3 separate regions of the Mus musculus genome follow, and all the other regions are linked to region 3. Evidence: chromatin loops called from intact Hi-C (ENCODE). Cell type or tissue: left cerebral cortex. All regions are shown on one strand.

The links. Hi-C counts contacts between places; a loop is a spot of excess contacts. Peaks named below come from ENCODE experiments on the same cell type or tissue, not always from the same donor. Only the 100,000 strongest peaks of a DNase experiment are listed, where the experiment ranks them.
Region 1: it touches region 3 in a loop (8-fold over the local background); 29 of 42 quality-filtered maps call a loop at or near these places.
Region 2: it touches region 3 in a loop (2.1-fold over the local background); 5 of 42 quality-filtered maps call a loop at or near these places.

The regions. Positions count from the first base shown.
Region 1 is chr5:37,295,038-37,303,037 of GRCm38, forward strand. It overlaps Evc (EvC ciliary complex subunit 1), which reads right to left. Exons shown (of 21, transcript NM_021292.2): 19 at 6,521-6,614; 20 at 5,775-5,886; 21 at 4,134-5,463. The coding sequence ends at 5,340. It also overlaps the pseudogene Gm42935. Among named protein-coding and RNA genes, the nearest start is that of Evc, 38 kb to the right of the region's middle. In left cerebral cortex, a CTCF peak has its summit at 3,485 (motif pointing right); a DNase peak (open chromatin) is centred at 3,510.
Region 2 is chr5:37,421,451-37,429,450 of GRCm38, forward strand. Evc2 (EvC ciliary complex subunit 2) reads left to right here. Exons shown (of 20, transcript NM_145920.3): 19 at 388-489; 20 at 2,959-3,604. The coding sequence ends at 3,226. Among named protein-coding and RNA genes, the nearest start is that of Evc2, 87 kb to the left of the region's middle. In left cerebral cortex, a CTCF peak has its summit at 3,659; no DNase peak of the experiment used is centred here.
Region 3 is chr5:37,714,541-37,722,540 of GRCm38, forward strand. Stk32b (serine/threonine kinase 32B) reads right to left here and starts at 2,613. Exons shown (of 12, transcript NM_022416.2): 1 at 2,195-2,613. The coding sequence starts at 2,246. In left cerebral cortex, a CTCF peak has its summit at 3,292 (motif pointing left); DNase peaks (open chromatin) are centred at 2,335, 2,714, 3,271 and 6,499; H3K4me3 peaks cover 975 bases.

The sequences.
Region 1 (8,000 bases), 420 kb before region 3:
TCTCTGGGTCTGTGGATTGCAGCATGACTGTCATTTATTTAACAGCTAATATCCACTTATAAGTGAGTACATACCATGTTTGACTTTCTGGGTCTGGGTTACCTTAGCCAGGAAAATTTTCTTTTTCTAATTCCATGCATTTGCCTGAAAATTTCATGATGTCATTGCTTTGAACAGCTGAATAGTTCTACCTTGTGCAAATATACCACACTTTATCTGTTCTTTGGTCGAGGGACATCTTGGCTGTTTCCAGTTTCTGGCTATTGTGAATGAAGTCACTATGAATGTGGGTGAACAAGTGTCCTTGTGGAAGGATGGAGCATCCTTTGGGTATATGCCAAAGAATGGTATATCTGGGTTCTGGGGCAGTGGACTGTGCCAGGAAACTTGGTAAGGTCTAGTGGGTTCAGAAACCCTGACACTCTCATACCTGAGGATGGTGGGTTTCACCTATTCCTGACTGAAGTGGGAACTTTAGGGTTCTTTGGAAAGTCAGTTGGACGGTGTTTTGCTGGGACAAACCCATGAAGGGATGTTTCCTTAAAGTGGACACAGGTGTGAAAGGCTAAGGCAGACTCATGAAGGAGCATTTTGCTGAAGTAGACATAGGAGAGAGGATGTTCTGCTAAAGCAAGCACGTGAAACACATGTGATGAAGGATTCTCTGCTAACAACATGCATGTATTGGTTTATCTTACATTGCATAATTGAGCTGCATTTGTCGGGACTTCATAGAAATGAGGCAAACAAACAAACAAACAAACAATAAACTTCTGGTGGTGTACTGTAATTTCTTGCTGCTTCCACGGACTCTGGCTGATTGGATGCACGTGCTGAGCCAAGACCCATGCTGAAGCAAGGTGCATGGAGGACATGTGGTGTTTGGAGGGTATAAATGGGACTCTACATAGTGACACACACTCAGACACACAGACACACACGAGAGAGAGAGAGAGAGAGAGAGAGAGAGAGAGAGAGAGAGAGAGAGCTAGGCTTGCTTATAGAGCTAGCTGTGCAATGCTTGTGTCTTGAGTCTTATATTTTTGGTTGTGAGCCTAGCCTTTAACAGCTGAGCCATCTCTCCAGCCCATGTGTCTTGAGTCTTTACTGATTTTGATTCCCTGAGAGAGGCACAGCTGAGAACTTCTCCTGGTGTTCCTCTTGGTCCCTCCTGCTGTCTCGAGCCAAGGTTGAGGCCTGGCTGTCTCTGCTAGGTCCTGTCTCCATTGTTGCTAACCTGATTCTACCTAATTGGACTGTTGGTGTACCCATGAGGTGCTTGTGAGTGGATCTGCCACTGCCTCCTAACCTGTGAACTGAACTACCGATTTCCAGATAACACAGATGGGAGTTGCTCCAAAGAACCTTTCTAAACAGGTCCACTTCCCCTATATCCTTCCTTTCCCACTGCCTCTGGTGGGTGATAGGTTACAGGGAGGTTAAAGCGTTTAATAACCATCATGAGAAATAAGGTTTGAAATAATTAGTTACACTGGACCAGTTTCCTGTCCTGGAACACATGACCATGGCACTCCATGGAGAGAACCCTGACAATCAGTCACATAGGGGCAGTGCCCGAAGCCCCTCCACAGGCAGATGAGGCATTGCTAAAACCCCAGACCAAGCCAATAGAACGCGTCTGCTTTTAGAGCCCACACCACCCCAAAATGTATACAAAACCCTGTCCAGAAGGAATCAAGTGCGAGGGTTATTTCATCTAAGATAGTCTGAGAACGTCTGTCATGTAAGAGCGGGGACACTTTTGAGGAAGCAAGTTCTCTCCCGCAGGCTACATGAGACTCCTTCCCCTTGCTGGCTCCATGTAGAGGCCACGGAAGAGACCGGGCAGCTCGCCCAGATCCGAATCCCCCTCCCTGTCTGTGTTGGCCCACCATGTAGCGTTAGATCAACTTCCCCTCCCCTTTGAAAAGCAAGCCTCTGGCAACTGGAGCCTGGCCAGATCTCTGCAGATCTCTGCAGATAGTTTCTGGTGCACAGACTGGCACTGGGTGTTGGGATAGATGAAGCCCCAGTTTTCTGAGGAACTGCCATGTTGATTTTCATCGTGGTTGTACAAGCTTCTACTCACACCAGCAGTGGAGGAGAGTGGTCCCCGTGCTTCATAACCTCGCCAGCATGATCTGCCACTTGTATTACGTATCTTAGCCATTCCGACAGGTTCAACACTTTTTGGATATTCTAAAAAAAAAAAAAAGACTTTAGATATTTTAGAGAGGATTTGAACTTTTAAAAGGACTTTGGGTATTTTATTTAATTTTTTGAAAGCGTCTACATTTTATTACTGGACAAACCACACCACCAATTGAGGTATGAGTAAAAATATTCCAGGTTAAAAATATTCAACTCTGGGCTGGAGAGATGAGTTCAATTCTCAATAGCCACATGGTGGCTCACAACCATCTGTAATGAAACCCAATGTTCTCTTCTGCTGTGTCTGAAGACAGCTACAGTGTATTCATATAAATGAAACAAATAAATCTTTAAATAAAATGTTGAACTCCATCTGGCAGGACTGATGGATGACCACAGCTTGTATAAACCCTCAGCCTTGCCACCGTGTGGATCCTGGCAGACCCAGCTTCGTTCTCCTCTAGGGTCTTCTCTTAGAGCTGCACCTGGCTTTGTTACCAGTTTCCATCCAGATCCACTGAGGAAAAGGATGCCTTTGCTTTTGTTTCTTGGCCAGGAATCGCTTGATTCTGAAAGTCTTGTCAGAAGACATGGCGAGAAGCCGAGTCAGGCGTAGCACGCACGATGGTGGAGGAGTGGAGAAGCTTGACTTTGGATATTTTAAAGAGACGAAACTTTTAAGGTGGATTTTAAGGCCTATGGGACTTTTGAAAATATGCTGTTTTCTATTGTGATACTAACATTAAAACGATATCCTGGGTACAGATGAAAAAGGAAGATGGTAGTTGAGTAGTGATGTTTTGGGAGGGACTCTTAGTTGAGGAAAGCCCCCATAAGATTGCACTGTAGGTAAATCTGTAGGGCATTTTCTTAGTGGTTGACATGTAAGGGCCCAGCTTATTGTGGGTGATGCCACCCTTGGGCAGATGGTCCTGAATACTATAAGAAAGCAGGCTGAGCAAGCCACGAGGAGCAAGCCAGTAAGCAGTGTTTCTCTAAGGCTCTGTATTAGTTCTTGCTTCCAGGTTCCTGCCTAAGGTTCCTGCCAACAGTGATGGACTGCGAGATGGAACCATAAGCTGAAATAAACCCTTCCCTTCCCAAGTTGCTTTTGGTCATTGTGTTTTATCACACAATAGAAACCCTAAGTTTTCAGGTTACCTGTCCAGTATTAATGCTGGAGGAGTAGAGCAACGCGATTTATGTTTTCCACAGTCACACCATCAAACCAGAGGACTTAGGTGAGAATAGTGGCCCCCATGCAAGCAGTTTTCTTGCGGGAAGGAAATAGAGTTTTTCCAGATTCTTCAGGTGACATGCTACATCTGAGCCACCAGAGGGCACTGTGGACCCAGGCCGGGAACCAACCCCATTCTGGTTGGGAAACATGGTTGATCTTCTAATTTCTAAAGTGCTTGGCTTCTGAGCATGAGGACCTTCTGGCCAGGCGGCCTCTCCTAATTCCAGGCCAATGAGAAGCCTCTCCCCCATCCTTCCCTCTCCGCCGGCCCCCAAATTGGATAAAAGTAGATAAAGGCCAGGTGGCACAACCTTTGCCCTTGGGACTGTGGAGCCTGAATCCCTGATCTCTGAGTTTAAGGTCAGCTCTGGCCTCTACATGTACACACACACACACACACACACACACACACACACACACACACACACACTCAGACACACACACACACACACACACACACACACACACACACACACACACACAGCTGCTTTCTAATTAGCCAGTTGTCATTTTCCTAAAATTCCCAGGAAGTCCAGAAGATTTCTGAGAGGACTCCTAAGTGACAGAAACCAGTGGGCTGTGCTGTTCTGGGCTTGCCAGAGTAGGCACACATTGACCTGTCACTGAGATGAATGGTTGGGTACAGTTGGCATCTACTGGGTAGAGCCCAGGGTTGCTCCCATTGTCCTTCAATGCACAGGACAGCCTGGGTTCCCACATGCCCGAAACAGGCAAGAACAACTCCTGGAGTAGAACTCTTTATTCAGGCTGAGCCAGGGTTGGCTCACGTGCAGGAGGTTAAGGCACAGGAGGCTGGGGGATGGAAGTAGGGGAGGAAGAAGGAAAGTTGGTTGCTGCCCCAGCCAAGTCCTTAGTCAGGAGCTCTCAAAAGCCTCAAACGTCACTCCTAGACACGATGGTGTTCCTCGAGAGGTGTTTCCTAAGAACAGCTAACCTGAAGGTGTGTTTTCACTGAGTGACAGCTCTCATCTCAAGTGAAACAGTGTGTGCCACCTACAACCTCCCATCTCCAAATGGGTCTGCCTCTGACATGATAGACTCCATCCTTGCCATCAGCAACGTTCACACCTGAACAATGAGTGATCATACCCAAATGTTGACAGTGATGACGGGGAATCCTTGATGCTGCTCCTGGAAGAGATAGCCTGAGTGGGAATGATCTCTGGCCTATGGAAGTACGGCTGGTTTGAAAGCTTACGGAAGCCCTTATCATCCCTCAGAAGGGGCAGGTGACCTGTGGGCATCTCCTCAGATGAAAGTTTCCTCTCCTCAGTGAAGCCTGATGGTAGGAACAGCATCCTTCTATGCCCTCCCTGCCCACAGAGGACCTCTTGTGGTATGTGACAGGCAAGTGTGGTCCCCATGTTCTGAGTGGTTCAGAACATAGCCAGGGGAACTCCATGGCTATGCCAAGAACATTGGCCTTGGGACTCACACATCCTTCTATCAGAGCCAACAGATAGAAATACCAAGGCCAAAAGTTGGTCCTGGTTGGGACCCTGACAGCCAGAACCAGGGACAGGAGATGACTGTGGAGCAGTGGAGGTGAACCAGTGGCCTCAGGCCAGGAAAATACCAGTGATGCTAAGACCCAGATGGGCAGAACTTCATGCATGCTGGAATCAGGGGTCTTCAATCTCCAATCAGACTGCTAGACAGCATCAAGATACTGTGTGAAACTGGAGGGTGTGGGTAAGAGGGCCGTTCTGAGGGAGCAAGAGACCAAGGCAAGAGGACCAAAAAGAGGTGACAGTGGAGATGTTACATTCTCAAGGCATGTCCCCACCATCTCCAATGATCCCAGGCACTTGATGCTATTGTCTCGCTCTCTAAGGCAGGTGGCATCCCCTCTCTCAAGACTGGCCTTTTCTTCTGTCCCCCGGTCCCAAGAGGAAGTGAGGTGCGTGCAGACCCATCTCAGCTGGAGCTACAGATTGCTTCCTTTCTGCAGTATCTTGCTTGTGCTTTCTCCATCGCCAGCTTCGCTGTCCTGCTGATCCAGCCTTCCGCCGCTGTGGACACGGATGGGAGGCGATGCTGAGTAGGTTGTACTGTGGATGCAGGACCAGCCAGAAGAAGTAAAACTTCATGGTGCATGTGATATATAAAAAGCAGGTAGAGGATAATGCCCAGTGCCAGAGGATAATGGCTCAGTTGACCCAGCAGCCCCAGAGCTGATCCACGAACGAAAGTTCCCAGCAAAGCAGGTACTTCCTGTTATGGTCCCTCCCCGCCCACCATTCTCAAATTATATCCCTAGCACTTCCTGGGCCTCACATGAGCACCTTGAGAAGAGTCATTCCCAGACTCCAGACACTTGACAGGGGGCAGGAGAAAGGCAGTGGGCTGGAACCCCTCACACCTGAGTGGTCCTGTGGTGTGGTCGGCCAAGGCAAGGTGGTCATCGTTTGGTGTCCCCAGGTCCTCTCTCTCCCGAGGTGGGGGTTTCTTCCTTTTGGTTCTTACTGGCTTTTCTGTAGAAGACAGGCAAACCCAGGATGGCTTCACGACTTTAGATGGCACTTCCTGCTCCCACAGTTTATGAGCAACCTTGGTGGGCAAGGGGGCCTTTGTACCCACGTCACTGCGAAGCAAGCTGAACATCGTGAAGCATTTCCCACACCCCACAGCCTGCTCTTGACAGAGCTGGGATGGAACTGGGTGCACCAGGTTCCTTGTTTCTGCTTCACCCACAGCATGCAGGATAAAGGAAGTGGGAGAGATAGAGGGTAGAATCTGGGTATAGACCAGAGCTTTTGTGTGCAAGAGCTGTGAGTCACTTCTACCAACAGATGATATCAGGCTACGATGTCCCAAAGTGTCTCTGGCAGGGGAAAGACATGTCATTTCCCCATTTTACTTATGGGAAAATAGAGATGGGGATAAGATGAGGCAGGAGAGTAGTGGAGCCAGGAACTGGCATGGTGGGTGTGGAGGGATGCTAAAGAAGCAGGGTCTCTGGGATGTCCTGAGCGTGCTCAGTTACAGAGAGTAGGAGAGCCGAGAGAAGCTGTGTAGGATGCCCAAGGCTACATAGATGTTTAATGGTGGCTGTGGACTGGCATCTGCACTTCTAAGCTCAGAGCCTCTCTTGTTGCAGGGACGTACCTGGAAGTCCTCGCTTGTTGGAGAATGGCTTGTTCTCAGGAAGGGGTACTCGGGCCAATGTCGATAGCTCTGAGATAAGGGTCTGCTCAGCTTCCTGATAGACAAATGGAAGTGAATCAGTTTTCTGCCACTGAGTTGAAGCCTTACACTGTGAAAGATGGCTGGTGGCCATATCTCATGTCCCAGTGTGGAAGATTTTCCAAGCAGCACCCCACCCTGAGGCGTCAGGACCAGGACAGAGGCATGGAGGAGGTTGCTCCTCTTGACACATGGGTCCTCTCTTCTAGTCTCATAACCCTGTCCACAAATGAGAACAGTTTAGAGGCTCAGCCATTGCCAAACACCAGCTCTGTTCCACTTCAGTGCATGGCTGCCAGAAGACCCGTATGATTCACTACTGTGTGTCTATACCAGACTCAGTTTCCCGATCTGTAGTAAGGATCTCTGAAGCCACTCCTTCAATTGTTCACATTTGATGTTGAGAGAGCTCAGACTAGCTACCATCTGTAAAGGACACTTGGGAACAAAAGCTCGTCATTAACAGGATTCTTAACAACTGCTGTCACTACTGCTAACCCTGGCCAGGTGGACAAAGAAAGGCCACACCCTGGTCATCATACTCCTTCATTCTGAAATTCTAATTTTTCCTCTAAATTTTATTTATTTATCTATTTGGTGGTGGGGTGGTGGTGGTAGGGGTGTGTGTGTGTGTGTGTGTGTGTTTTGTGTGTATACCATAGTGTATACATGGTGTTCAGAGGAAACTTCAGGAAGTAAGTCCTTCCTTTCCTTCCACCATGCATTCTGGGGCAGGAACTCAGGTCTAGGTTTGAGCAGCAAGTGCTTTTAATCTGAGCCATTCTGTGTTTCCTTGATTGTGTTTGAAAGCATCCTGACATCCCGGATATATATATATATATATATATATATATATATATATATATACATATATATATATACATATATACATATATACATACGTATATATGTATATATACACACACATATATATATACACACACACATACATACATATACATACACATACATATATATACATATATATGTACATATACACACATATATGTATATATATGTATATGTATATATATTTTTTAAGGCAGATATTTTGTGAGTACAGCCACACCTCATAATCCTCCAGGCTGAGACGTTTTCTGTGCTAAAGTATCCACTTTATACCCTGGGAGCTAGGCCTTCCTGACTACTCTACTGAGTCTGTTACTATCAGCATAGCCCAAGAGGCAGAGATGGCAGCCCCGATACCCTGCAGCCCTCTTGGTGGTTACACCACAGGGAAATATTCATTCCTTTACTTCTTCCCAAACCACGGGCAGCCTGCTCAGCTGGGCCCTGCACACACAGGGTCATGAGGGGCCAACTATCCCCAAGGGGCTCATGTTCCCTTCAAGAAGCCACACGGTGTTGGCCAGTAGAACTCAAGAGAGTCAAAGATGTCACA
Region 2 (8,000 bases), 290 kb before region 3:
GCTCTACCCACAGCACACCTCCACATTCTTGAGTGTGTCCCCATGTCCATGGCACTAGGACTCTGTGGAACATAAGAGGAATTCCACCTGCATTGTGTGTGCACCCTGAGGCCAGGGGACACAGCAGTCAGCACATGCTGTCAGGACACCACCACAGAACTCTCTGCACTGCCTGCCTCCACCTGATAGATGCTGTCTGTCACCACTACCCTCCAGGCAGGGATTATCTGTGGACCAGGCCTGAGATTGACACTCAGCAAATCTCTCGGGGTTCTAGGTGGCATCCAGCAGCCACCTCAGGGATGGTGCCAGATGGGTTTTTTTGAGAATCAGATTTTATTCTTTTTTTTTTTTTTTTTAAACTGTAACCCGTTCCTTCTGCATCAGGAAACACCAAGTTTGGTGGAAGGTTTTGGACAGCAGATTCAGAGCAGATCTGGTGAGTCAAGGACTGGAGAGGATGCTCTGGGCCCGCCAGAAGAAGGAGCGGTAAGGAGCTGGGGAAGGAAGGGCCTCCGGGGCGTGGCCAAGTTGCCAGGGAGGGGATAGAAGGTGGGAAGATCTTTGCCTATGTTCTTGGTCTTGGTTTAAAAGCTGAAGACAAACCTATAGCTCTCAGTAGGAGAATGTTCTCCTAACATTTATTAGCATTTTAATTACTGTATTTATTTTAGCTAATAGCAGGTTTTAATGAGATATAATTAGAAAAAGAATAATTCCTTAGGGTTCTTCAGACTTTACTGTTTCCAAAGTTCTTTAACTTCTTGTTACCCTGAACCTTTCAGAAAGTGGAGAGGATAAAGCCTAAGGAGAGGTCTGGTGCAGAGGCCCAGGACTGAAGCTGGGGAGGGGGGTGCGGGCCACAGGCTTATGGCTGTCAAACTCATCCTCCTGTAAGTCTGAGCTCACAGGCTTGCCTCTTCCTCTAGTGCCTGTCTCTCTTGCTTGTGATTTCTGCACACCTCGATCTCAGAGGATAGGGAAAGGCAGGCCACTTCACATTGCCACAGACCACAGAACAAGGGTTTCCCGTGGTTCCAAATAAAGGGGATTAGAAAGATGTCACATTAGGTGGGACAGAGTGGCTTAAAAAGTGGTATTTTCAGTCTGGAGTAGCAACTCAGTTGGTCAGGTACCTGTCACGCATTCAGGAAGACCTGAGTTCAGATTCACCCACTCCAGTAAAATGCCTGGCATGGTGGCAAGAACCTGTAATATCAGCACTGTGCAGGCAGTGGCAAGAGGATTGCTGGAGCCCAGGCTAGCTAACCTAACCTTGGTGAGCTCTGTGATCAATGCGGGATGCTGTCTCAGAAGACAAAGTGGAGAGGTGACTGTGGACAACACCAGATGTCAACCTCTGGCCTCTACATGCATATACACGTCTGTACACATCCAGAGGAACATGCAGGCATGCCACATATATGCATACAGAAGGTAACAGCATCTAGGCACACACAAAGAAAGTAACTCGGCTGGCTTAAAAAGTATTGCCCTCTGTTTACTTGGAACTGGTGGCTGTTTAAGCCCTACCCTTCTGTAGTGTCTCAGAGCTGAAGGTCCCGAGATCCCATGCCATGGATAGCCTGCAAAGAAAAGCATGGGATCATTGGTCATAGATTGGATATCAGAATACAGCACCCAAGATATAAGAGCAGGATGTCAGGCAATAGAAGTCAACTCAAGTCCAGACCAGAAACAGCACTTGGTTGTAAGGTATTCTCCTTGCACCCATGCTGTGCTGTGCTGATGCTATAGAGTGGGTACCAGTCATGAGAGGCCTTGGTCCCAGTGTCTAGCACAGAGGCGTACACCTTAGGAAAGGCCAGTGAGCCTCGCAGGTGGTCCTTATTGATACGGCTTTTCACTACACTGCTTGGAGCCATGGGAGCATCCTGTGGCTTTAAGGTTCCATGTGGCTCACCGGGAAGAGTTATAACAGCAATAGTAGCAGCCAGGGCTCCAGGGACAGGACCTACCAGACCTATCATAGGGGAGTTCCTAGTCCTTCAACATTCTGTCTCAGATGTACTCTACCCAAATTCTCACTGCTTCCAGGGTGAGGTCTGTAGGATGGGGTTGTAAGTGTTTATCAGGGAGCTGTAGTTCCTGTAACAGGGAGTTCCAGAGGGAACGCTGCTATTTCCATATTGTAAATATTCCTAAGCAACAGGCTTACACTGTTCCGTGGGCTCACAAGACTTCTGAACCTTTCAGCTACGAGCTGGTGAAGGTGGCCAGCAGTTTCATCTTCTGAAATTATGCTGAAGTCACAACCAGTGGCCAGAGAGGAGACAAAAATGTAAATTGTGCTTAGGGCTGGAGAGTTGGCTCAGTAGTTAAAAGTGCTCGGTGCTTGTGGTGGTTTGAATGAGAATGGGCCCAAGGGCTCATATATTTGAATTCTCACTCACTGGGAGTGGCAGTATTGGAAAGGATTAGAAAGGTGTGGCCTTGTTGGGAGAAATGTGTCACTGAGGGGTGGACTTTAAGGTTTATAAAGCCCAGGCCAGGCCCAGTTTCTTGGCCTGAAGATTACCATGTAGCGTTCAGGCACCAAGCATGTCAGCAAACCTGCCATGGTAATAATAGTCTAAACTTTTGAAACTGTAAGCAAGCCCCCAGGTAACTTCTTTCTTTTATAATGACTGTCTTGGTCATGGTGTCACTTCACAGCAAGAGAACAGTGACTACATCGTTGCTCTTGACAGGACTGGAATTTGGTTCCCAGAACCCACATCGAGCAGCTCTCAGCAGCCTGTAACTCCAGCCCCAGGGGATCCATTGCCATTTTCCAGCCTACATGGGCAGTACACATACACAGAAGCACACACACACACACACACACACACAAATAAAATGACACTTATTTGGGTTCTCCCGGGGAAATGTCAGAATACTGGGGAGGGTCAGAATCGGCCCAGAATGCAGAACCTGATCTTCCTTTTCTCTCTGCAGCATATTGAAGAAGATATATGTTCCCGTCCAGGAGAGGGTGATGTTTCCTGGGAAAGGAAGCTGGCCACACCTGTCCCTAGAACCCATTGGAGAACTGGCTCCCATCCCCATCACTGGGGCAGACGCTATGGACATATTAAACACGGGAGAAAAGATCTTTGTATTCAGAAGCCCAAGGGAGCCCGAGATCTCTTTGCGTGTTCCTCCCAGGAGGAAAAAGAATTTCCTGAATGCCAAGAAGGCCAACAGGGCCTTGGGCTTGGACTGACCCAGGGGGAAGCACCAGGGGCTGTCTCAAGACAGGTGCATCTTTCCTCCAGCCCACGTGGGTTGGTCTGTCCGTCTATATCATACAGCTTGCAGTATACATATGCTTGCAGCCTTGACACAGTGCCACGCAAGTTGGCCCTCCGGTGTTCAGGTCCAGTCTCTTTTGTGCCACAGGACACAAACATACCTTCCTTCTAAGTCCGTATTACCATGATCTAGAGGGAACCCACCTTACCCCACCTTCCTCACACAGACCACTGGCTGTGGCTGGGATGGGTCCCCACCCCACCCAGTTTATGTGAGGAAGGTGCAGCTCTCTATTCTTACAATGTGTGTTACATGCTCTGTTTTTCCATAAAGGGAACTTTAAAAATGTATGTATAAGAGTGGACCTCATTTTTTTGCTTTATGTGGGACAATTTGTGGTTGCTTTCATCTGTGCTTTGGCTCCCCACGGTGGCTCCTACAGAAAGACCCAGCCCTTGAGTTGCCAGGTCAAGGTGAGATTATTTTTCTCATTTTGCAGTGAGGATATTCAGGAGACGTAGGGCCCTAACGCTGGTAAGTAGTGAATCAATGGCTTATGGTCTGTGGCCCAAGCCTTGGTCCGTGTTCTCTGGGTCTCAGTCAATGGACATGTTCAGGGCTCCATCTCTGCAGATATTGGGAAGCCATCTCCAGCCTTCATAGCTTACACAGACCTTCTATATGTCCTGACACTCTCGTGCTCAGGACAGTGGTCAGGCCTTTCTTGACCTTTTGGGGCAGGAAGTTAATGAGAAAGGAATCCCAGGACCACCAAGGGAAGAGCAGACCACTGATGGTGATGCTTCTGAACTTCAGCTATGCCCCATTCCCCCCCCCCCGGCTTCCTTTAAGGAATCTTAGCACTGATATCCCAGCCACAGGGTACCATCCTAAGGAGCCAGCCAGCCCCATCACTCCATTTGTAAAGACACAAGGGAGCAGTTAGTACCCCAGAGAGGGCTGATTTTCCTCCTGAGATATCCAGTGGGTAAAGTATAGACAGAGGAAGAGTCACTTTTCCCTCAGTGATGCTGAGGTTCAAGAGAAATTGTGGTCTTTCTTGTATCTTTAGGCCTCCCAGTGCTGTGGACCACAGTGCATCTGGGAGGCTCCACCCAATGATGTGGTAGCTGCCCAGTGGTGGAGGGATTAGGGAAGGCTGAGGTACTTCCTTCATTCTGTGAGGGCCAGAAGCACACCCTAGCCCCCTGCCAACATCACAGCTGTTCAAGCCCCCAGGCTTCCTACAATCCCACCATCAATATTTCATTCCGTGCCTCCAACATAAAGGGGTCCTATTTTGTTTTTAAATCTTTAGCACAGTGCATGTCAATGACGGACCTGGGGAAAACAAAATTTTACCAAGAAGAAAATTCCATTCAAATGCTGAGCCTTAGATAAACCTTTATTATGCACAATAAAGCATATGTTAAATAGCTACTTAAAATGATGCTTGAGAGAGGAGAGGGACTGTGTGAATCTGTGTGTGTGTGTATGTGTCAGAGAGAGACAGACAGACAGACAGACAGACAGACAGAGACAGAAAAAGACTGTGTGTGTCAGAGAGAGAACAGTGTGTGGACTCTGTATGTGTGTGTGTGTGTGTGTGTGTGTTTGTACATCATCTCCCAGAGCAGAAAACCAATATGTGATCCATGATACACCATGATTATAAATACCTAGAGCACAGCATCTTCTGGATATAGGCTCACTAATCCTGTTAGTAGAAGCAGATAAACGAATGCAGCCATGGGGCACCAGTTTAAAGACCAAATACAGCCACCAATGCCACGAAGCTCAACCCCTTCCATAAAGTGCTACTGAATATACACAGAGCCCTCACCATCCTCGAACACACTTAAACTCACGTCTGTGTGACTTATGATGTCAAATGCACGGGAGTCATGCTAAATATCACCCTTAGACTGCTGCTTAGGAAATCATGACAAAAAGCCTTGTGCATTCAATACAAACTCAACTAAAATTATTTTAAAATCTACACTTGACTGAGTTTCTAGAAACTCAATCTATAAAGGGTAGACTGAAGTTAGAAAGAGAAATGAGGTGTGGAGACAGCCAGGCCGGGGCAGCTTCTGTCAGAAGATTCTCAAGGCTAGGACATTAGGGCAATGGTTTAATGCTTGCATCTCATTTACGAGGCCTTGGGTTCCATCTTCAGTATGGACCAACAGAAAAGAGGAGACAAAAGGGACTCCATCAGTTTTCTGTAAACATGGTACATGTGTTGCTTTATTTAATGTCCCCCACCCCAAGGCTTCAGAGTTCAGAATCAAAGTTCCTCATTCATTGCTGGTTCTGACACCTAAAATAGTGTCTGACCCCAGGCCTTTAATTTCATCCTTCTGTGGCTTTAATGTCCTTGTCCATCAATTCAAAGGCACTGAATGGCTGGGCTTTAAATAAAACTTTATTAGCTATAATGAAGTAGACACAGAATATGTACTTACAATGCTGCTCTGTTCCCTGAGGTAAGTCACCAAGTACACAGGTTGAGGATAGCCTTTGAAAACCTGTAACTGCTTTAAGTCAGAGCATCAAGAAGCCCAGAGTCAAAGGGGCTTCTTAGGTAGCCATTGTCCCCAGACAGGCCTGGTCTAGAGTTCAGCATGACTCAGTGACAGGCTGTGGGGCCTCTCCACCCTTAATCACTGAGGCTGAAACTGCTCCTCTGAGATACTGACAAAATGCCACTTTGTGGTGCCTGCAACCCCCAATGCCCATGGGGCAGCAGCCAGTGGCTGCCTGGATAGATCCTTGACAGGCATAATATAATATTATGCATTAGTTTTATCACTGCTTTCTAGCTTCTTAATTATGCTGATGAATATTTAATGGCACATGAAGCTCTGGTAAACAGCAAGTAGCAAGTAAAAAAAAAGAAGGAAAGCGGCTGGAATGACCATGCTGGGGCCTCCAGTCAGTGTCTGTTCAGGGAAGGAGGGAGGAAGGACTCCCCACCTTTTAAAGGTTCCTCAACACCCTAACCACACCAACATTGGCTGACATTCAAGACCCAAACTACACCATCTCCAATTTCATTTTCAGATTATGCAAATCATTCTCTCCCTCTAGTTGGGAAAGTAGGGAGATACCAAGAGCCTCCTAGGAGGCATCCTCTGCTCCCTGGCTCCTGCTATAAGTTTGCCTGTGCTGTTTTGAAGGTAAGTTAATACCATATTTCCAATTATTCAATTCCCTAGAATTGAACTTTCTGGGGGTGGGGATAAGGGGTGGATAATGAAATGGAGTTAGTCCTAGATCAAATGGGTGCAAACCTTAGGAAACCTTGCAGGTGGAGAACTGGCCTCGTCCGACAACTCCCTGCAAGGAGCAGGTTACAAGACCGTGGCTGCCTCTTTCTCTGTAGCAACTTCACTTTTCTTTCTGGCCACAGTCTTGATTTCCTCATGGCCAGGCAACCCTGGGCAATCCAGCAGCCTCTTCCTCAATTTTCATTTAAATCCCACCGATTTCACAATGTCTCTCTCCTTCAAAGCTAGCACTCGAGTTCTGCCATTGAGGAAACGTAGGTTCTAAGTCCAGGTTTGCATGCCTGGTTTCCTGTGACTAGCTGTCATCTCGGCTGTTTGTGTCCCTCATCCTGGCTCTGCAGCCCGGACTTCCCAGACGAGCTGAGCACAGGGAATGTGCTGTATGAGGGAGAGCCAGACCCTAGCACTGTCCTCAGGCCACTGGAACAGAGACACAGCCTTTGCAATCATTGTATAGCTAGTCCTGGGCTCAGGTATGAGTTTCCCCAGAATGCCTGATGGTCTCAGACGGCCACACACCCAGCTCCAGGCACACTGACCAGCCCAGAGTAGGCTTCCTATATATTCCTTCCAGAACAAGCTCTAGTTTGTCTTGCCTGCTCCTCCCCTCCTTCCCAGAACCTGGCCTTCTCCCTTGTTTTTATTGAGAACATGTCTCTGCCAGCTGTGGGCCATCATGCACTCTGGATGCCCAGAATTGTCCCAACTCAGAAGGAACCATAGACCCTCTAGAGCTGGCCACTGTGGGCTGCAGATCCCAACTCAGAAGGAACCATAGACCCTCTAGAGCTGGCCACTGTGGGCTGCAGATCCCAACTCAGAAGGAACCATAGACCCTCTAGAGCTGGCCACTGTGGGCTGCAGATCCCAACTCAGAAGGAACCATAGACCCTCTAGAGCTGGCCACTGTGGGCTGCAGATCCCAACTCAGAAGGAACTGTAGACCCTCTAGAGCTGGCCACTGTGGGCTGCAGATCCCAACTCAGAAGGAACTGTAGACCCTCTAGAGATGGCTACTGTGGGCTGCAGATCCCAACTCAGAAGGAACCATAGACCTTCTAGAGCTGGCCACTGTGGGCTGCAGAACTGTGCCATCTGTGGATGAAGAGGTTATTTTTGGAGATAATATCTGAGATCTCTCTCCCTCTGAAGTTGTGTGTGTCATGGAGACTGGAAGCCCCTGTGTACTGGCTGCTACTGCCTATGGAAATGAGCTAGTAGTAGTCAGGGAAATGGTAGAGGGGAGACCCTTGTTGGCCCAGGAATTCACCTGTCTCAGCAAGGTGACATCATTGTCACCATTGCTTCCTCTGATTTCTGAAGGAGCTCTAGCTACTATTCACATGGTGGATTTCTGGAAAACAGAGACTTGCCTGTAAATTTGTCCCCAGCATGCTTTAGTGCCATTGGACCCGGAACTCCAACCCTTAGAGCCTGGTTTCCATAATTCCA
Region 3 (8,000 bases):
AGACAGGAAAACCAAAACATCGATTACAGTAAATATTTTAGAGCTAAGAAAGCATGAATGGGGTCATTGCCACAGAGGTGGCAAGTCCCCTCTGAGAGTTAAGCATGAAAGAAAGGGGTACTTTTCTGAAAAAAAAAAAAAACACATAGACATTAGATATGGGAGGGGGGGCGTCTTACTGACCGTATTTGGTATTTTTGTAAGGTGGGAGTAATAAATGGTGACATCAAACAAGAATAATTATAAAATATAGTTACAGGCTAAAGGTATCCCATTGTTGTCTTTACACCCAATGAGAAACTCTTTTATTTAATTTAGAGACTTATTTTCTTTAGAAATCTATGATCTACCACACAAATATATAATATACAATACTTTGGGGTATTTGATTAAGGTGAGTTTAAATTTCTCTGGGGCAGGGAAAAAACTAGGTATGATTTCAGAGTGCTAATTGTTAATAAATGCTAGTGTTATATGTAGAGGTGTGTTTCAAGGAAGAGAACTAATATCAGGATTGTGCTAGACGAAATAACTGTCGATGAAAACCTGATGTATACATGTAAAACTCAACCTGTTTTTAAAAGATAGAGATGTTAAGAAAACTATCAGTGTGACCTTGACTCGGGCTATACCCATGGACTTCTAAACGGGGGCAAAGCTACATGGAAGTCCTAACTCCCTCTGGCACATACAGAGCCTCTACTGTCTCTGGCTTCTACTAGCCCACTCCAGTCTGAAGACCAAGAAGATCGGGGCTACCAAACAACCTGTAGCCATACTGAGCCCTCCCTGCCTATCACCAAGGATGTTCATTCAGACCCACCAGACATGGCCTCCTGCAAGGAAGGACTACCTGGCTGGATCAGCAGGTGTCTGCACCTAAGTGGGGTCTCACCGTTTTGAGAGGGCCAGCCTTGAAGGTTCTAGAAACCTTATGTACCCTGTACAGAGGATGACCTCAGCTTTCAGGTTTTAGTCTATGATTGGGGTGTTCCCCTCTCTCTCTCTCTCTCTCTCTCTCTCTCTCTGTGTGTGTGTGTGTGTGTATGTGTATGTGTGTGTGTCTCTCTCTCTCTGTGTGTGTCTCTCTGTGTATGTCTCTCTGTCTCTCTCTGTCTCTCTCGATTTCTCTCCCACCCCTACAAAACAGCCACAAGAAAAGTACCTGTTCCACTGGGATCTGTGAGGACTGAGTAAGCCCAGCACAGCAGCTGACATAAAAGAAAGCTCAGGATGCCTAGCATTTGGGGCACGGTGGAGATAGATAGGCAGAGAGAAGCCAGTGTATGTTATCACACAGTAGGTTATTAACCAACGCAGGTGTCTGTAAGACACTTTCCACATGTGAGTAATGATTGAACTTCCAACGACCTGATTAGGAACCTTCACAGATACGGATGAAATGAGGATTCAGAGGGGTTGAGTCCCAGGACACATGATATTGAAAGTAAATGCTAAGAAAACTTCTTACACTTTTGCTCAGCCAAATACCCATTTACCAAATCCTGCCACCATTAGCTACAAGGACTCTCCAGACCAGGCATCTATACAAGGTTGATAGCCTACAATACTCCCTACCAAGAAGCTAGCCCCAAGCAGGGCTCCTTCCTCAGAGCCACTGACTTCAGCTACAAAAAGTTTCCTTATGCCGTCCTGATACCAAATATGCGGTCCTGATACCAAATAGGTGGGGTCTCTCTCTCTCTCTCTCTCTCTCTCTCTCTCTCTCTCTCTCTCTCTCTCTCCCTCTCCCCCCCTCCCACACACACACACGTTGTGCGTTGTGCACTTTCACCCAGTAGGCCACTTCTGTGTTATCCTCAAGTTCTAAAGGCCACCTTGGAGTCCCAGAATGCTGAGCAGGAGCAACGCCCCCTACTCTACTGTGAAGCAAGATCTTCCCTGTGACGCCCCCTCCCCCAAGTGATACCTTGAGTCCCCTTTTCCTCTCCCAGTCTTCTGTCCCAACTCTAGGTTCAGCATGATCTGGGCTTCCAAAAAGCACTAGAGCCTAAGAAGTGGCCAAGTAGAAGCTCTATGCCTAGCACTGGGCCGGTGCACAGCCAGTGCGAGGTTGACAAGGCTGTGCTGAGACCCTTGCGCTACACTCAGCAGGCGCTCAGTGAAGGATAGCAAAAGGAAGGGACGCCCAGGGGATGTGGGGAGTGGCGGCTCCTGTTAGGGAGGCTCTTACCTTCTTCGTTCTCATCAAACACTGGGGGCTTGTGGGAGTGGTTCCCGCCCATATTCCGCCGCTACTGCCGCTACTACATGCCCGGCCTCTCCTTTCGGGATGTCAGATGCAGGATTCTCACAGCGATACGGGATCCAGGATGCTCTTGGGATGCAGTGTGCAGGATGAGAGCCCTGGGATGCAGCCTGGGTGAGAGCAGCCAGCCAGGGTTGTAGCGTGTGTGGAGGGGGCCGATTGCAGGGCAGGGATGGGGACCGTGTGGTCACCCCTCCTCCAGGGTGTCACCCCGCTGCGATCACCGCACCCCCTGAGCCCTCACCCGATTCTCTCCATGACGCACAATACACGGATGGAAACCCGGGGACTCCCTGAGCCCAGACCACCGTGCAGCTCTGCTCACAACGGTGGTGAGGAAAAAGGAGGAGGAAGAGGCGAGAAAGGAGGGTGGGAGGGCGTGCAGCAGGAGGAGGGGGCGTGGACCCGGATCTCAGCCAAGAGTTAGAAGCCACCGCCCCCCACTTCACAGTCGGGTAGGCGGGGACTCCGAGGGAAGGGGCCTCCCTGGAGCTGCTGGGTTCCCGGGACTCCCCACCCGCAGCGTTTGACAGTTCGTATAGACTCAGAACTGCGCTCACCCACTGGCTCCGCCACAGGCTTCTTTGTTTTCCGGGATGTTTAAATGAGTGAAAGGAGGGCCCAGACAATCGATGTCTAATATGTAACCTCTCTCGTTGTACATTAAGAAACTGAGGCCTATGAGGCTGCCGTTTATGTTTAAAAAAAAAAAAAAAAAAAAAAAAAAAAAAAAAAAAAAAGTACGTTTTTTGGAAATTGCCTGTCTGGGTCCTCCGGATTGGGGCAGGGTTCACATCTGGGTCTGGGCTTCTGCAGCAGCTGGGGCGAGCTTGAGGGAGCTGGCGGAGGGACGGGGATTGTCTTTCCAGAGACCAGGATGCCTAAGGACCCTAGGCTTGCTGGGGCCAGAGTGGGCGGCACAAACTCCCCAGGAGGCAGACATTACCTGGCAGCACCGGCTGCTGGCCCAGACTTCCCAGGGTCGGGTTATCTCTGGCCACATCCTGCCACCTGCTGGGCACTGGGAGCCACTGTGAGAAAGCTAAGGCTCTTTTTTGGGTCTTCCAAACCTATTCCCTTCCTTCTGTCCTCTACCCCACCGTGTCCTTTTTGACCAACACAACTTTTAGACTCCACGGGGAGGAAGGGGGAGAAAAAGGAGTCGGCTCCACCCTCACCTGACTGACTTAACTGCTTCTCATCCAATTGGTCTCATCTAGAAGACTACACACACCTGATGTTTGTGTGCCAGTCCTGGGGTTCTCCTCTGTGGTATGGGATGATACCCAGGTTGCTGTAATATGTATAAAAGAAGCAAGAGCGCCTGATGGGAGGTTAATAAAGACAAGCACACGTGTTCCTCCTTGCACCAAAGAGCTTCAGTGGTGTGGCCAAGCTACACCAGATCCAGCATGGCCAAATGCAGAACACAGGAAACACCTCAAGAGTCAGTGGGAGAAATTCAGACAGTGCCAAGTCTTTACCCCATTCTAGGGGTATTATTGTATGAATAAATCGTACAATCTCTTCTGGCCTCAGTCCCTCCATTTGAGCAATGGGACTAATGGCACATCTACCTTCTCAGGGCTCATGTTGGGGAATAAGGGGCTTGATAGTGATCTCTGGAACACAGTGAGCATGGCATGAGTGTGTGCTGTTGCCTTGGATCATGAGTTGCTGTGTGGGCATCTTCTGCCTCCTAGCTCAGGCGAGAGAGGGAGGAGCTCTTAGAAGCTGTGACAGAAAGCTATGTGTTTTGAAGCATTATCACAGAATACTTGGCTGATATGCATTTGAAAGTAATAGCCATATCAGCAAAGATGGTCTCTGTGATTTTGCTGTTAGAAAGGTTCCCAGGATCCTTGGTGATAGGAAAGCCATTTGTCTGCCCCTCCCTGGAAGACCAGAGAGACCGACCTTGAACATCTGCTCCCTCTCCTCTTGGCATTGTTCAGACAATGTTTGCTAATACTTCTAATGGGTCAGGAACTAGAAATGCAGTGGACTAAGACAAGGTATGGCTTCATACCGGAGTGTAGGAGGCTTTAGTGGTGACACGAAGTGAACCTGGGCCTGTAAGGGTCAAGGGGAGACATCAAACCACACATGCTATCTGTGAGGGCTTCTTAGGAGAGAGGGGTCTTCAGCTAGGCATGGAAGAGCAAAGAGAATCGGCAGATAGGGGTAGAGGATGGAGAGTTACCTGTACAGTTCCCACAGTCAAGAGAGAAAGATGCCTTCTAGAATAGTCAAAAAGAATAGTTGTTTTATTGAGCACTGTGTGCCAAACTCTGTGTCCAATCTTGGTGGGTTGCTCAGTCCAGCAACCACTTTCCTCTTTACCTTCCTCTTCCTCCTCTTCCTCCTCCTCCTTCTCTCACTTAGACATGGTGTGCTAGACTCTGAGTCTTAATTGCATCCCATGAGCTGTCCCCCCAACCCTCATGATGGCCCTGGCAGTCAAGTACCCTCATCACCCATATGGAGGAAGAATATAGCATTAGAAGGCTAAGCTGATATCAAAGGCTAATGGGGAAAAAAAAGATTCAAATTCCAAAATCAAATGTCTATCAGATTTGCTGAAAGGACATGGTGGTGACCCAGAATGGAAGAGTGACTGTTTTGAGAGTTACAAATAAATTCAGCTTTTATATTTTTCTTCTAAGTGTTTTTCTTATGTTAACAATTAGTAAAAACAATGGTACTTTCACTTTGAAAAGTCTTTCAAACATTGCCCCTGATTTCATAAGGCATGTGTTACTGCTATAGTTCCTGTGGCACACAACGGAGGTGGTACAATTGTCCCTGTGTTTTCAGATGAAGAAAAGGAGGCTCTTGGAGTTAAATGGCTGCTCCTTAGTGCCATTAAGATCATTAAAATGTCTCTGCAAACTCAATGGCTTGAAAGAACGGAAATCCCAGCACTTAGAAGACAGAGGCAGGCAGATCTCTGAGTTAAAGACCAGCCTGGTCTACACAGTGAGTTCCAGGACAGCCAGAGTCACACCAAGAAACCCTGTCTTAAAGAAAAGAAGAGGAGGAGGCGGAGGAGGAACACGAGTTTATTTTTGCTCCTTAGGAGACCAGAAGTCCAAAGCTAGGGTGCTCACCTCACTAGTCCCTTTAAGGAATCTGTGGAAGAATCTATGCAGTGCAACTTCTGGCATGGTCTAGCTTCTGGCTCCAGGTATTCCTTCTCTAGGGGCTACAAGTCCTCATTCTCTGCTGCCTATGTTACCTACTTTGCTCCTAGATGCCTCCCATGTGAACTTCCCTTCAGTTTTACTGGAATGGGGCTTCCCCAATGGCCCAAGAGGCTCCTGTTCAACCCAGAAGTCTCCAGGAATGGAATGGGAGCTAGTTGGTGAGTGGTACCGACCTCTGTCACCTCTGGTCTTAAGGACAGCTGACCGTAGTGTCCTCCAGAAACCTCAGCCACGAGTCTTCATGGTGCAAAGCATTGGTCACATGATACTAGCAGCATCTATCTGAATCATTCTGAAGAAAGACCCTTCCTTTTCTACAACCTACACGTGCTGGGTGCCATCAGTCCCCCAGGAGAGAAAGTCTGAACTTGACTCCAGCTGTGCTTCAGATGAGGCTGGTCCCCGGTCTGTCCTTCTTTCCTCGAAGCTGATACAGTTTTGTGGGGGCATAACTCTATGCAAAACAAAAACTATTTCATAAAATAAAATCCATCACTGTCCCCAACCCAAGCCTGCTGGGCTTTTATTTATAAACTGCAGGGCAGGGCAGGCATTGTTTAAGAATCCCTTTGTAAATTAGACAAGGGAAACTAGGAGTGTGTTTTCCCATTACTCTCCAGCTTCAAAGACAGATGCTGAGGGAGACTGTCCTTTTGTGTTTTATATTTGCAAATTGCTGTCTCCTGAACACTTGTTCTATTGCTGAGAACGCGAAGCCAGATCCACTGGCTACTCCTGCATTTGTGGCTCACCATGCCTAGGACTGTAACGCTTGGTTTTCTGTAACTTGATCTCACCGTGGAAGCTAATGTTGTTCCCTGGAGCAGGGTGTCTTCTGTGCCAAACCATTATTATTTTTTAAGGGTCTCCCAGATCAGATCTTGTTATCGTTTATGTTAAGCCTATTTTATTTAAAACTTAAGTCTGGTTTGCCTAGAGTAAATACTGTCTGCTGGCGTTACAGTTTGAGTCATTCTGCCTGGCAGCCTTGTGCCTTACAAAGAGAGAAAATGATCAGGCTGTTTGTGGCTCACTGAGATAAGGCAGGGCTTGCACGTGCAGCCCTGTGATTGAGACTCGTCTCCCTTGCACGGGCAGTTATCCCTGGTGATTAAAAACTCAGCATTTCAAAGCACAATTTTACTGCACATCCTGGTGTGTGTTGTGTGTGTGTTCAGTCAACATAGGGTTTATAAATTGCTCCCACTGTGGGTGTCTGCATTTCTTGGCATTGCAAGGCTCCCCTGGAGTTATTTTTATAGTTTGGAACTTATAACCCTGCAAGATCTGAACTGCTCATTCTTACATTAAAACAATTTGCAGCGTAGCTCCACGGTGCCCTCGAGTTATGTGTTTGTGGAAGACTACAGTTGCAATGTGAACCAGGCTGGGCAGGAAGAGTTTCCCAACTGCCAAAGGCAACATCCGATCAAGTGTGTTTCCCCTATATTCCTGCCTGGTTTATAAGGATTCTTAGAGGCTTAAAGGAGTGTCGTGAACACAGGGAAGTGTGTTTGTGAGTGTACACATGTACACGGCTAAGTCCTCTAAGTCAATTCTTCATTTATAAAATAGGGGAACATTTTCTTGATGTCTGGACTTGAGAAATGATTCCCCCAAAGCATGTTGATGATCTATCTCATCATGATCTCAATAACGAAATCTTGATGCTGCTCCCTGTCCCGTCTCTATCATCTTGATTCCTCCCCCAGCTCCCCTTCAGAAGGGGCTATCACTAAAGTGCTTTCATTTGACTAAAAACTTCTAAAAGAGTTAAAGCTGACACAGCCCCTCCCTGGGCATCCGATCCTGTAACCACAGAATCCTAGTCACTACTGAGAGGAAGAACTGGTGTTTGTTCTGGATTACCTGGGATTCTCGGGGAGACCTATCTGGACAGTGAGAGTATAATCCTTGGTGACTTTCTGCTTCTTCCCTTCCAGAGTCCCCAAAACTGTCACCAGCCATTCATTTCCCCCTAGTGACTATTTAGACCTATCAAAATTACCTGTTCCTCTTTCAAGCTCCCCTCTGAAGAGGGGGCATAGGTTTCTGAAGCTTCCTGGGTTACAGGCTCATCATTCTCCTGCCCGTTCACTTTTCTCCCTGAGAAGACCTTATGTGAACAACTTACAGGAGCAAGGTTTTTACTTGTCCTCATGGTTTGAGAGGGGACTACTGTCCATCATGGTGGAGAAGGCATAGCATGACAGAGTTGCACATGGGGCTCTTGGGTCTCCATAGACCAGAAACCAGAGAGCTCAAGCCAGAAAGCAGAGCCCTACAAGACCAGCGCTCCACTCCTAGGGCCCTATACCTGCCATGTAGGTCCCTGTATCCAAAAGAGTTCACAATCTCCAAAACAGCACCACAGGCTGGGGACCAAGTGTTCAAATACATGAGCCTGTGGAGGTCTTTTCATAATAAATTCATAACATTGGACTGGAAAGATGGCTCGGTCGTCAGAAAACTTTCCTAACAAGTACGAGAGCCTGAGTTTGGATCTCCAAAGCCCCCTCCCCCAA